Linked DNA regions of Mus musculus: region 2 is linked to region 1. The links are chromatin contacts, found by Hi-C or POLR2A ChIA-PET in ENCODE. All regions are on one chromosome and are shown on one strand. The core of a region is the stretch at or near the end of the contact, and the rest is flanking DNA. Distances in the headings are between cores, read along the strand shown. Region 1 holds the start of Pdcl3 (phosducin-like 3). Region 2 holds the start of Cnot11 (CCR4-NOT transcription complex, subunit 11).

Evidence for each region. Hi-C counts contacts between places; a loop is a spot of excess contacts on that map. ChIA-PET counts read pairs that join two places held with the same protein, here RNA polymerase II (POLR2A).
Region 2: a map of heart shows a loop between it and region 1 (4-fold over the local background). The contact joins the promoter of Cnot11 here to the promoter of Pdcl3 in region 1. A Hi-C loop is called at or near these places in 1 of 37 maps with a recorded cell type or tissue (heart). POLR2A ChIA-PET finds 5 or more read pairs at or near these places in 1 of 5 experiments (Patski).

The regions. Positions count from the first base shown.
Region 1 is chr1:38,982,931-38,990,507 of GRCm38, reverse strand. Pdcl3 (phosducin-like 3) reads right to left here and starts at 2,694. Exons shown (of 6, transcript NM_026850.4): 1 at 2,659-2,694. The coding sequence starts at 2,664.
Region 2 is chr1:39,531,867-39,538,440 of GRCm38, reverse strand. Cnot11 (CCR4-NOT transcription complex, subunit 11) reads right to left here and starts at 2,740. Exons shown (of 7, transcript NM_028043.3): 1 at 2,104-2,740; 2 at 861-1,025; 3 at 18-170. The coding sequence starts at 2,602.

The DNA of each region.
Region 1 (7,577 bases), core at 1,445-3,944:
GCAGGCTCCTGGTTGAGAGCCTGCCCTGCCTTCTCAAGGAGTTCTCACAGGCAAGAGGCAAGAGGAAGAGGGAGGCTATAAATGGGCACCGGCGATCAACATTATGAACTAACCAGTACCCCGGAGCTCTTGACTCTAGCTGCATATGTATCAAAAGATGGCCTAGTCGGCCATCACTCGAAAGAGAGGCCCATTGGACACGCAAACTTTATATGCCCAGTACAGGGGAACGCCAGGTCCATAAAAGGGGAGTGGGTGGGTAGGGGAGAGGGGGTGGGTGGCTATGGGGGACTTTTGGTATAGCATTGCAAATGTAAATGAGCGAAATACCTAATAAAAAATGGAAAAAAAAATATATAAAAAAAAAAAAATGGGCACCGGCACAAGCTGCACACTGTTATGGAGACAAGCTGTGTCGTGTGCACTGAGCAACAGGCTGTTGGTCCACGGGGTTATATGGACCGAGTTTACAGAGGTGGATGCTCCAGAGAGGGCATTTAATTATATGAGGGTGGAATGGAGTCAGCAAGAGTGAAAGAGAAAAAGAAAACAGCAAGCTTTAACTTTAATTAAGTGTGATTAACAAGTTTACTTAGGAAATATTATGTTACACAGGAATAAGAAAACAAAATTAGAAACTGCCTCTGAATTGAGACAACAGAGCTAAAACTGAACTACAGATAGTGGGTAGTCTTATGAGAACTCGCCCCGAGCTACAATCATCTGAAGAACAAGATTCTCTTTTTTTAAGACTTATTTATTTATTTTATGTATGTAAGCACACTGTACTTGTCTTCAGACACACCAGAAGAGGGCATCAGATCCCATTACAGATGGTTGTGAGCCACCATGTGGTTGCTGGGAATTGAACACAGGACCTCTGGAAGAGCAGACAGTGCTCTTAACCGCTTAACCATCTCTCCAGTCCTAGGGCATTTTTCTTAATTGGTGATAGATGAGAGAGTTTGTCATTGTCAGAGTGACCACCGCTGGGCTGGTGGCCCTGGGGTCTATAAGAAAAACAGGCTGAGCAAGCCACAAGGAGCAAGCCAGTGAGCAGCACCCTTCCAGGGCTACTGCATCAGCTCCTGCCTCCAGGTTCCAGGTCTGCTGAGTTCCTGGCCTGACTTCCTTCAGTGATGGACTGTGATATAGAAGTGTGAGCCCAATTAACCCTTTCTTCCCTGGATGCTTTTGACGGGTGGCGGTAGTGACCCTAAGACCCTGGCTCCTGCTGCTGTCGACTGCTTATCCCTTCCTTTTTCTCAAAGGGGTGAACATCCACCAGTTCCCCTTCCTTGAGAAGTGACCGCCAACGATACAGCAAACACTGTCTTAACCAGAAACCTGCGCATTTCAGCTTCAGAAAAAACAAACAAACAAACAAAACCCCAAAACACCAGGAGACGACTGGCTAACCCTACATAAACCATGAAAGGTGTCTGCTTGAAGCTGGGCCTCTCTAAACAACAGGTCAGAGCTACGCAACGATACAGCAAACACTGTCTTAACCAGAAACCTGCGCATTTCAGCTTCAGAAAAAACAAACAAACAAACAAAACCCCAAAACACCAGGAGACGACTGGCTAACCCTACATAAACCATGAAAGGTGTCTGCTTGAAGCTGGGCCTCTCTAAACAACAGGTCAGAGCTACGCACTAATTAAAGAAGGTTTATCTGAGTCCTGAGAACTCTTCCCCAACGAGAGGAACCTGGAGACCAAAGGAAGTTACATTCCAGGCAGAGGGACCTGAAAATGCAAAAACGCTGTGACATGCTGACTGACCATCTGTCTGTCCTGAGAGCCTGCAGTAGACTTGGGGAAGAGGAAGACTGTGGCTAGACCCACAGACTTCCCTAAGCTTTAGAGTCTAAAGGATAAATCTGAGAATAGCAGACGCCTGGCCTGCTCCAGAGTCACTCCTGACGGCTAATGTTTAGTAAGCACAAAATACTAGGTATATCCCTTTACTTGAGCCTGTTCTTGCCTCCCAGGTGTAGGTGTGGCCGGCTTGCTGAATGTGTAGATGACCACCCCCTCCAGTCCCCAAGGTCTGTCTCTTAAGCCGGAGCCCACAACTACACGGTCCATCTACCCTCCATCCAGACTCTTCAGAATCCTTAAACACAGCCACATAGAAGGTTGGCGACAAAGTGGCTGACGCATACTTTTGCTCTTCTAAGGCTATTCCGATGCGGTTCTCTAACACACTTTCTTTGGGCTTTTGTCTAATTCCAGCTCAAAAAAGGAAAAAAAATTGCTAAGGAGTTCCACCTTTCTTCATATTAGAAATTAACAATAGTCGTGAGGCCTAGAGTTCAGATCTGGAAACCAGAAAGCACTCCCAACGGACCATCTAGAGTCAGCTCTAGATGGCAGGAGGGTCGGGGCCTTCATCAGGCCTGGAGGAGAACGAGCCCAAAGTCCGGTGCCTACCAAAGGACAGAGATTTGCGGGGCAGGACGCACCGGAGCAGGAGTGCCCAGCCCAGGAGGCCGGAGGGACCGCACCCGCCCTCTCGCAGTGCGCCTGCGCCGGGCCTCCCCGCAGTCCGCCGAGTTCTGTAACTAATCCATGTAGACCCGGCTCCGGGTCTGGCGCGAGCCCACCAAGCCAAACGACCGCAGACTTGGGGTCCCGAGCTCGCCACACTCACCTGCATCTTGCCTTCAGTCACTCAAACCAGCCCTCTGCCCCAGCCCCTCCGCTCCTCTCCGCGCACGCGCGGCACCGCCCCCTCCGGTCTTCTCCCCGCCCCCAGGCACGAAAAGGGCGGAGCCAAGGAGGAAGTGAAGACTGGAGTCTGCGCCTGGTCCTCAGGAACCCGGGCGAAGGCTGAGAGCGTTGGAATGACAGGCCGTGCCTCCGGTGGGTGGGACTATAGGGTGACGTCATTCGGGCCATGTCCAGGCGCTACCTTGTTAGGGAAAGTGGCTGGTTGTTTGGGGCTGACCCGAGGTAAGCATAGGTTCTGCGACTTCCCGGGCCGCCAATCGGAGCCTGTCGGAAGCAGAATTGCCTGACAGTGACCCGATGCTAGGATTAAAAGTGACCCGGGTCACCTGGAGGTCACACACCTTCTCTGTTGAATGGGATGAATTGCTTATTGGGTTTGTTTACTGAGCTCACTGGGTTTGTTTAGAGCATAGTCTAACCTCTGCGGTTACAGCATCAGATTTGAGAAACCGGTGGAGTGGGGAACGCCTGGGCTCCACGCCCCTTCACCCTCACAAAAGGAAAAGGCCACAGTGAGAATCATTTTCTCTGGTTAATACCAGACTCGTGTGACCCTGAGCAAAAGCACAGGCTCCAGGGCGATCCACAGCATTCGGAGCTGGAACTGAGAGCACGGGAGTTAAAAGGCCTTCCACAGCCCTGGACTACCTTGCTGCCTCTGCTCAAGCACACACCGTGGGTACACTTTGGAATTACCAAGGAGCTTTCAAAACTGCAGGTGTCTAGGTGTGGTAGTTCACATCTATAATTCCAATACTCAGGAGACCCAGCCAGGGCTAGAGAGTGAACCTCTGTCTATAAAAACAAACAAAAACTACAGTTACACTAAGGTGTTATTTCCAGACAACTTAAATCCCTGCAGCTGAGGACTCGGAACTGATAATTTCTGGGGAATAATCACTAATATAGAAAAAAAATTACACTATTCCCTGAAAAAAACAAGGAGCATGGATTTAATTTAACCCAACACATTCCAACCAGATTACAGACAGACCTTTTAAAGTGTTAATTAATTTGCCTAGTGTTGTGAATGAATTTTCCCAGTTTTCACTTCCAAAATCAGTTTGTGAGATAGTTTAACTTGAGGGACTTTGATCACAGGCTTCTCTCCACCGCACAGCAGTAAAGCAGGTGTGGTTTGCCCTTTCCTTGCTCCAGGTGGATCCACTGAAAGATGTATCCTGGTGTATTGGAAATAATGTTCCCAGTTGCTTTTTACAGCAGGTGTGCTTCAGAACAATCCCCTGTTAACTCATTGTCTTGACTTTTGGTTTTATTACATTGACTACAACATGGATAAAGTCTTTAACTGAATACACACGAGAAACAAACTGTTCAGCTGAGCCTTTAATTGGAGATTACATCATGAGTTCTGAGACAAGCCTCGGCCACAGCATGACACTGTGTATAAATCTTAGTTGACTGGGGAAGGTATGTAGACCTTCTATGAAGGACGTAGGAAACACTGGATAGTCATTTGGAGGCAGATAAAACTGAATTCCTACTTTACGGCATACACTACAATTTAAAGAAGAAAACTCATTAAAGGAAAACATGGGCTAACTTAACTTTTTTAAAGACGGGGTTTTGCTATGTAAGCCAGGCTGACTTTGAACTATTCTCCTGTGAAAAGAGCTATTGGGTTTGCTTCTATAAATTTGTCAGGAATTTGGCATTGAGCCAGGACATGGAAGCAGGCTCAAGATCTTGACCATCTTGATAAGTTCCTGAATACCTCGGGACTTTTTATTGCCTTGTTTGTTCCTTGACCTAGAACTGACCTTATACTTTGTATGTACCTAGAATGATATAGAAGTGGACTGGAGAAAAACAAACCCTCTTCAGACTCAGCACTGGCTGGAATCATGTTATAATGCTGTCTAATTGCCTTTTTCTTTTCAATCCCCCCTCCCTCCCTCCCTTGAGACCCTGTTGACTGAGCTGCCTTGGTCACTCGTACTGTAGTTAGTGGCCATAGTAGGTAACACTACAAACTATGCTGCTGTACTTGGGTTAATTTTGTAACTTAGAAATGGGGGGAGGTAGGGCAGGGAACTTTTCAGACTATTACTTAAAACCAAAAATAAATCAAAAGAGAAAAATGAAAAGATTTAATCACCCTTTTGTTTAGGAATAATGTATATAAGCCCAGTGCTTTGGGTATAAAATAAAAAGTTAAGTAAAAATATAGTTACATGTGGTTGCATCTTTAATTTTACAAATGGAAACAGAGACATATACACACACACACAAACAGAAAGCAACATTGTTAACTATAGGGAGAAGTGAGATCTGGGGGCAGGGATAGGAGTAAGAAACCTATAGCAAATTTTTATTTAAGAACTGTGGCGGTTAAAATGAGAAGTAGCCCCGTAGTTTTCAGCATTTGGTTCCTAGTTGGTGGCATTGTTTGGGAAGATTTAGGAGGCGTGGCCATTGTGGAGGAAATATGTCTCTGGGTCAATACTGAGAGCTTAAAGTCTTGTGCTACTTCCATTTTTGCCTTCTTTCTGTTTCCTGCTCACAGCTGCAATGTGAGCTGTTAGCTTTCTGCTTTGGTGCCCATCTCTTGTTGCCATGTGTCAGGGTTTCTATTCCTGCAGAAACATCATGACCAGGAAGCAAGTTGGAGAGGAAAGGGTTTATTCAGCTTAAACTTCTATACTGTTGTTCATCACCAAAGGAAGTCAGGACTGGAACTCAAGCAGGTCAGGAAGCAGGAGCTGATGCAGAGGCTATGGAGGGATGTTACTTACTGGGTTGTTTCCCTTGGCTTGCTCAGCTTGCTTTCTTATGGAACTCAGGACTATCAGCCTAGGGATGGCACTGCCCACAATGGGCTGGACCCTCCTCTCTTGATCACTAATTGAGAAAATACCTTACAGCTGGATCTCATGGGGGCATTTCCTCAAGGGGGGGGGGGACTCCAAACCTCAAGCTGTGATAACTCCAGCTTGTATCAAGTGGACACCCAAAACCAGTCAGTACACCTGGCTCCCCACATGATGGACAGACTCATCACTCTAGAACCAGAAGCCAAAGAGACCTTTCCTTCTGTAGGTCATTTCAGTCCTGATGTCTTATTACAGCCATAGAAAAGTAACTAAGACAAGACCAGGTACAATAGTGTGGTATATGACATGCATTCAATCTTGGGGCCCTCTTTAAGAAAAGAGTACAAAATTATGACTATAATATGATGGCTATAAGATCAGTCACAAACATGAGTGTTCATTTACACTGAAAAAAAGAAACTGTTAGACCCCCAGAGCCCAGGTATAGAGAACTCAACCCCCAGAAACACAGCTTGACGAGCTGTAATAACAAGAGGTTTTTATTCCGATGCGCATGGGGCTGCTCAGCCTCACAGGGAGAGTCAACCCCGATTGCTTAAAACACAGCTAATCTATACTTTTTGTGAAGGGGCTCACACACCTATTTTATTATTGGCTAATAAAGCAACAGTATAATTTTAATTTGGCAGGAAACTTAGTCAGCAATCAGCAAGGTCAAAGCAGTTTGTAGTTTTCCTCAGAATTCAGACCGAGGAGGGGTAGGGAAGTTTTCTCAAGGATGGTCATTTCTGGCAGCTGTGGTCTTTATGACCACTAGTCTGTCTGTCCCTGCAGATAGGGAAGGGACCGGCTGGTCTTGAATTTGTTTACACTGACAGGGAAAGGGAAGATTCTTTAAGTGGCAGGAGACAGTTGAAGATAGAGTGGCTGCTGCAGACAGCTTGCAGCAGGAGATAGCCTGAGATAGGGGAAGCAAGCTCTGCAAATAACTTTGATATACATTAATTAAGCTAAAGAACTCTATTTCTTCAAAACAATAAAAATGATCAATTTGTAAAACATTGACTAATTCCACTAATATAATAGAACTTAGAAAAATGCCATGCTTTTATTAACTTTCAGACCTTTAGAGTAACTTCTGGCTTCTGCTAATTTGAGTCAAGATTCTTCTAGAACTACTCAGATATCTCATTTGAGGGACAGAGCCTCAAAGCATTCATGTTGGATTTTGCCCACTGACCCTGACACAGTGTCATCTCCTGTGTGAAGGCCCACAGCCTTATTCCTATGGTCATTTTCCCCCTAGGATGGCCAGTGATAACCATGCCTAGAGTTTTGGTTGGTTTTGTCAACTTGACATGAACCTAGACACATCTGGGAAGAGGAACTCTTAATTGAGAAAATGCCATAAGTAAGACTGGCCTGTGGGCAAGTCTGTGCAGAATTGTCCTGAGGGCCCAGCTCACTATGGGCAGTGTTATCCTTGGGCAGGTGGTCCTGAGTTGTGTAAGAAAGTAGGATGAGCAAGCCAGAATCCCTTAATGGCCTCTGCTTCAGTTCTAGTGTCCAGGTTCTTGATTTCCTTCAGTGTCATGGTTTGAATATGTTTAGCCCAGGGAGTGGCACTATTTGGAGGTGTGGCCTTGTGGGTGTGGGCTTTAATACTCTTGTCCTAGCTACCTGGGAGCTAGTCTTCCACTACCAGCCTTCAGATGAAAGATGTAGAACTCTCAGCTCTGCTTGAACCTTGCCTGCCAGGACCCTGCCCTGCTTCCTCCCTTGATGATAATGGACTGAACTTCTGAACCTGTAAGCCAGCCCCAATTAAATGTCCTTATAAGCGTTGCCTTGGTTATGGTGTCTGTTCACAACAGTCAAACCCTAACTAAGTCAGGCAGAAATGGAGTATGACCTGAGAGTTGTAAGCTGACAGGAACCCTTTCCTCTGTGGCTTGCCAAAGCTGCTGCATCTGGAACAGCTGGTTCTACAGTTTATTCTACGAACAAAGCTTTGCAATACGCTATGCCACAGAGCCACAGCAAC
Region 2 (6,574 bases), core at 1,491-3,990, 550 kb before region 1:
AAGCCCCATATACCTACTTTCAATAGGTGGCTTTGGGCCACTGACTAAAGACTCTGTGATCCGAGAGGCAACTGAGCTGTCAAATCCAGAGTTGGACGAGTCCGGGTCTGGGTCACTGAGGATGCTTGGGAAGCTGGCTTTGCTCTGGGTTGGCAGCTCAGACTGACGCTCTGGAACAGATTCAGACAAGAAGCATTCAAAGCATTTAAGCTAGACCTTGTAATGCCAGCACCTGGAAGGCGGAGACGAGAGTCAAGAACCCAAGGCCAGCCTGGGGGGCAGGGGGAGGGGCAGGGTGGCACAGAACATTTTAAAATTGAGAACATCGTGAACAGATCAGGAGTTCAAAGTAAATATCTTTAATCCCTATAAACCAAACAATAATAATATTAAAATAACTCCAAAAGAGAACATGGAGTGAGGTGGATGGCAGGGAGGGAGGTGCGGGGCAGAGACCAGGCTGGGTGTCAATCAGAAGCACAGAATAAGGAAACAGAAAAGAGAGTGGAGGAGGTGCTGGGGTACAAGGGTGTGATCTGGGATGGGGACTGGAGCGGGCCTGGCCTGGGGCTGCGTGCCTGAGTACTCAGAGTCAGCCAGTAAGAGCTCAGTTAGAGGCCAGCATGCTCTACCCAGCTCTTCCAGGACAGCCAAGGCTACACAAAGAAACCTGGTCTCAAAACAAACAAACAAAAGAGGGGGTGGCAGACAGGGAGACAGGGAAAGGACAGGGCAGGGCAGGATGGGAGAGGATCAAACAAAAACAGCAGAAATGTAAATTTAAAAGAAAAAACTTGTTGATTTTAAGCAGGGGATCTCAAGAACCGACAAGAATGTCCCAATCACTGGCCCTCCCTCACCTGCCAGGGCTAACTGAAGGCCGCTAATGTCCACAGACTGTCCCATGTTTCCAACGTCCATCAAGGCAATCTGGCGAGGTGTCTTTTTGAACAGTTCCCTTGGGGGTGCCAGCATGAGCTGGGAGAGGAAAAACTTTTCTGGTGGAGTTATAGGAGGCAGGAACCCTGCAAATAAGAATGCATGCCGGTTTCTCGCCAATGGGTACTGGTAAAGTTTTAAAATTTAACTTTAAAAGTTAACTGGAAACTTTGCTACTTGCCACGTGGAGCTATTCTTATGATCTAAATGTAACTGAGTTCCAGCTGATTGAATATTCACACTTAGTACACATAGTAATCCATAAACAAATATATCGCTTGAGATTCTGTGATCTATGGAAATGTCAATGAAACGTAAGGTTTTAATAGCTGTTGAGAACTTTTTGTTATCAAATACTTAGATTCCTACAAATTTAAACATACTTTAAAAATTATATATATATGTATATGTGTGTGTATATCTATATCTCTATCTCTATCTCTATATCTATATATATGTACATATGTACATGTATGTCAGCCTGTGAGTGGTACAGCTGTCCCAGAGTCCTGGACGAGGCTCATGGTATAGAGGAAGTGACCCTGGGTTCCATCCACAGCACCAAATTTAGGGGCGCATCCTCAGGTGTAATCTATGCCTGATCTTAGCAATGCTGCAAAAGCAAACATTCCACAATACTGCCCAGGACACATGCATCTTTGAATGGTTAATTAGAAACGACTTCATCCTCTCCTCACGCGACATTACAGCTAACCAAGGAGTTGGCTGCAAAGACTTTAGATATTGTGGTGATGTGGACTTCAACCTCAGGTTCTTAATACCGACTTCTTTACTCGGAGGCTTAAAAAGGGGGTAAACTCAGTGCCATTGGCTGTAACTTCGCATACCTCAGGACCTTACAATCAAGAATGAACCGTATCTGGCATACTAAAATATGTCCAGCCCGTTTGTGGGCTTGTACGATGTGTTGGCTTTTTCGATTGGGAGGGATCATCTGGAGTGTAGTGAATTTGAAAAAAAAAAAAAACCAAAAAAACAAAACTTGCAACTTCTATCTCTCCCCTATTTTAGGGAAAGAAAGTATGGAAAAGGAGGGAGGGTCGATCCCCTCCAAGGAGGCTGAATGTCCCTAGCTGACGACCCCCCTCCCACCCCCACCCCAGAACAGCTGGCTGCGCCCGCACGGCTGGCTGCGGGACGTACCTGAGAGCGGGGGCCGGTCGGGCTCCTGGCCGCCGCGGGCGGGCGGCGCCGGGTTGAGCAGGTGCGCGAAGCTGGCCGCGAACGGGTTGGCGGCGAGCGGCTCGGTGCGGTACATCTCCCAGAGCAGGTAGAGCGCCGTGAGGCGCTGCGCCGCGCTAGGCAGCAGGTCCGGCTGCTGCAGCAGCATCACCAGCACCGAGCCCAGGCGGAAGTGGTCGGCCTTGCTGAAGTAGTGGTGGAAGGCGGTGGACAGGCCCTCGAAGGTGCTGCCGCCGCCCGCCTCCTCCGAGATGATGCTCAGCAGGCTCGAGAGCTCCTTCGGGGTCAGGCTCATCCTGCCCGCGGGGCCTCCAATCCCTGGCCCAGGGCCGCCTGCTCCGCCTCGGCCTCCGCTCGAGCCCGCCGGGCCGCTCCGGAACGCCGCTGCCTCCCGCGCCCCTCTGGGATCCGCTGAGGAGAGAAGCCGGCCAGACGCCGTGCTCGCCCCGCCGCCGGGCATCAACCTCGCCCGCCTACCCCGCTTCCCGGCCGAGAGGCCCAAGGCGCCGACTCGCTGCGTCCTCCCGCGGCCGTAAAGCGCACCCTTCCGCGACAGCGTCGCAAACAAAAACAGTGCCTAAGTCAGACGAGCGGAACGGAGACACAGGGCCGACAGACCGACGACGCTGGCCGAGCGGAGGTTCCGGAGACGCGAGTGGGCGGGGCGCCGTGTCCGGAAGGGGGCGGGGCGCCGTGGAGGGCGGGGCCGCGTGGTCTCTGAGCTGTCCGAGTGGTCCTTCCCTGCCTGAGTGATGTAGAGACCGCCGTTAATTGCCCTTAAAGCCCTCAGAAGCGATCCTTGGGTGACAGGGTGGCGCCAAACCTGCCCAGTCAATATTGCCTAAGTTATAATTTGGAAACTAGGTCTTAGATGCTAACTGGTCTGATAGAGCATCCTTGACGGCTCATTTCTTGTAAATACCAATGAAAACAGGATTCTCAGAAACAGTTTAAATTTCGAGCCTTGCTCGTATTCTCAGAGATGGGGTCGTACCGCACATAAACGTTTGGTTATGTGAACAAAAATCTAGGCGAGGCCGGCACCAGGGAGGCAGAGGCAGACGAACCCCTGTGAGTTCGAGGCCAGCCTGGTCTAAAAAGAAAGAAAAAAAAAAATCTGAGAAAACTGTCTCGAGAAATATTCGTTTACAAAATCGTTTGCAGTGCTTCTTTTTCCTTAGCCTGCCCTAGGGCACTTTTTCTGGACGCCTTGGCTGAACACTGGAAAACCCTGGAAATTTCTTTACATACCAGCCTCCTGGACCTGGTCCCCTGTGATCTGTTTCAAAGGCACCGCTGCCCGCTCCCCACCCCTATGCTCCGGTGGTGACTAGTATCCACTCTAGAGTTACAGAAACCGAGCGACTGTCATCAGCGTCACCTGCTAGCTACCCTGTGCTAAAACTCTTCGGCAGCTGAAAGTTTTCTATTTACCGCTGAAGTTCTCAAGGAAATCTTCAGGAACAGGTGATGGGTATGGCGCATATTTTAAAGGCCTCTTTAGTTTACTGTTAAACCTGTGGAGGGGTTCTGCCAATGAACATTGCAATCAGCAGAAAATATAGCTTGCCAAACGGGGCAAATGATTCAAATTACCTCTTCTACTACTACTACTACTACTACTACTACTACTACTACTACTACTACTAATTAGTCAACTATGTTCTCTTTGAGCCTTTTTACATTGGATGCTCTATGACAACTAATCATACTAAAACCCACTCATGCTAGTTATTGTCATAACTTATTGTTAGTTGATAACTTAAATGTTAGTACAGTATGGGTGTTTCGAGATGTTTTAAGGTATTTGAGCACAGCACGTTACCCGCCAATAGAGCTGATTTCCACTAAGATTAATACCAAGAGCGTCTTCCCTGTTTCCACTGGGCTTGTTTCTAGGGTTTCTCTGCCATTACCACAAACTGAGTTCATTTTCACTGTAGAACCCACTTCCTCTCCCTTCCTGAGGCTGAACGTCTGGAATGGGTTATATCAATTCTGCCATTCACCTTTGAAGCATCAAGGGGAGAATTCTTCCAAGTCTTGTTCTAGCTTCCAGTGATATCCAAAGACCCTGGTATCCCTTGGCTTATAGCTGCACCTTTCCTTAATTGTTATTAAGTTTCGAACTGGGACTCCCTGCTGAGATGCATATTAACATATCAAAGCTAACCCGGCAGCCTGTTTTTTTCCCAGCCACCCCCAGTTCCTACCTGACAGGCTATGGCTGGCACACCCCTCTCTCTACCCTGAACTCTGCAGCCTAGAGGGTGGGCTACCCTTCCACTACAGGATCTTCCCTATAGAACCCAGACTTTTTCTTTTAAAAGGATTTATTTATTTTTATGTATATGAGTACACTGTCGCTGTCTTCAGACACACTAGAAGAGGGCATCAGATCTCATTACAAATGGTTGTGAGCCACCATGTGGTCACTGGGAATTGAACTCGGGACCTCTGGAAGAGCAGTCAGTGCTCTTAACCACTGAGACATCTCTCCAGCCCTAAACCCAGAGTCCCAGTTCCTTTTGTACCTTTGGACTCCTGACAGCTGTACATGGTCCCCCCCTTCTCCCCACATGGTCCAGCTTGGTCTAGTCATGTCCACTCTGGATGGTCCTGCCTTTACCCACACTCTCTGATGTATTTATAAAAAGACAAAGACAGGGGAAATATGTTCTATGGGACCAGCCACACACGGGATAGTATAGAATAGAGTTTATTCAGGGCATGGGGAGAGGGGTCAAGAGGGTAGCAGAGGCAGAGAAAGGGGGAGAGGAGAGAGGAGATGAGCGGAGAAAAGAGGAGCGGAGAGGAGGGGAGAAAAGAGGAGCGGAGAGGAGAGGAGAGGGGAGGGAAGGGGAGAGGAGGGGAGAGGAGGGGAGAGGAGGGGAGAGGAGGGGAGAGGAGGGGAGAGGAGAGGAGAGGAGAGGAAAGGAAGAGGAGGAGGAGGAGGAGGAGGAGAGGCAAGCCATGAGCACATGGAGAAAGAGGGGGAAAGGAAATGGGGAGAGAGCAGGAATGAAAAGCAGGAAAGCAAGAGCAAGAGGGCAAGAGAGAGAGAGGAGGGGCAAGCAGCCCCTTTTATAGTGAGTCAGGCACACCTGGCTGTTGCCAGGTAACTATGGGGCAGAGCTTAGACAAAATGCTAACACTCTCCCTTTTATCTACTTTCTCCCCCTCCATACTGAGGAGCAGTCACATCCTTTCCTTATTTCTTCTCTTCATTCAGTCATGTCTCCTCTAAGTTTCTCTGTGGCCTCCTGCTACAGAAGGCTGTGCTCTGGGCACCACATGGTTGTTGCTGGGATTACCCACACGAGACCCTCAGAAGATCAGACCCACTAACATTCACTGTGGAAGGAGAGTGGGCTCGTGCGTGGGCTTGTGAAGTGCTGCACTCGACACACAAGGCCCTGCTCCTCCCAGGATGAAGAGCAGTTATTGGTTGTTGGGTTAGAGACTGAAGTGGTGCCAACGCCCGTGAGTTGTCTATACTCCTGTGGGTAACCCCTGCTCACGCTCCTGTAAGTATCCACCCAACTGAACTCACTGATTCACCGAGGTAAGTAAACGTGAGGTCTAGTTTTGGTGCCCTGCCAGGGGTGAATAGATAATTGTTTATATCGTCCCAGGAAAGACAGGGACAAAAGTCCCCAATACCCTACCCCTGCCTGGCTCCCCTACCCACTCACTCCCAGTTCTTGGCCCTGGCTTTCCCCTGTCCTGGAGCATATAAAGTTTGTTAAACCAAGGGGCCATTCTTCCCAATGATGGCCAACTAGGCCATCTTCTGCTACATATGCAGCCAGAAACATGAGCTCTGGGGGTACTGGTTAGTTCATATTGTTGTTCCACCTATAGGGTTGCAGACCCCTTCAGCTCTTGGGTACTTTCTCTAGCTCCTACACTAGAACACTGGGGGCCCTGTGTTCTGTCCCATAGCTGACTGTGAGCATCCACTGAGAAGGAACATGTTCTATGGAGGTATGATCAGGTATGGGAAAGGGGGAGCCTCTGCCGGCCCATGCTGAGGCATCCCTTCCCCCTGAGGGACCAGCCACACAACAATATTGTATAGAATAGAAGAATAGAGTTTATTAAGGAGTTAAGAGGGTAGTAGAGGGGCTGGTGAGATGGCTCAGTGGTTAAGAGCACTGACTGCTCTTCCAAAGGTCCTGAGTTCACATCCCAGCAACTACATGGTGGCTTACAACCATCTGTAATGAGATCTGACACCCTCTTCTGGTGCATCTGAAGACAGCTACGGTGTACTAATGAATAGTAATAAATAAATCTTTAAAAAAAAAAAAAAAGAGGGCTGGTGAGATGGCTCAGTGGGTAAGAGCACCCGACTGTTCTTCCGAAGGTCAGGAGTTCAAATCCCAGCAACCACATGGTGGCTCACAACCATCCGTAATGAGATCTGACT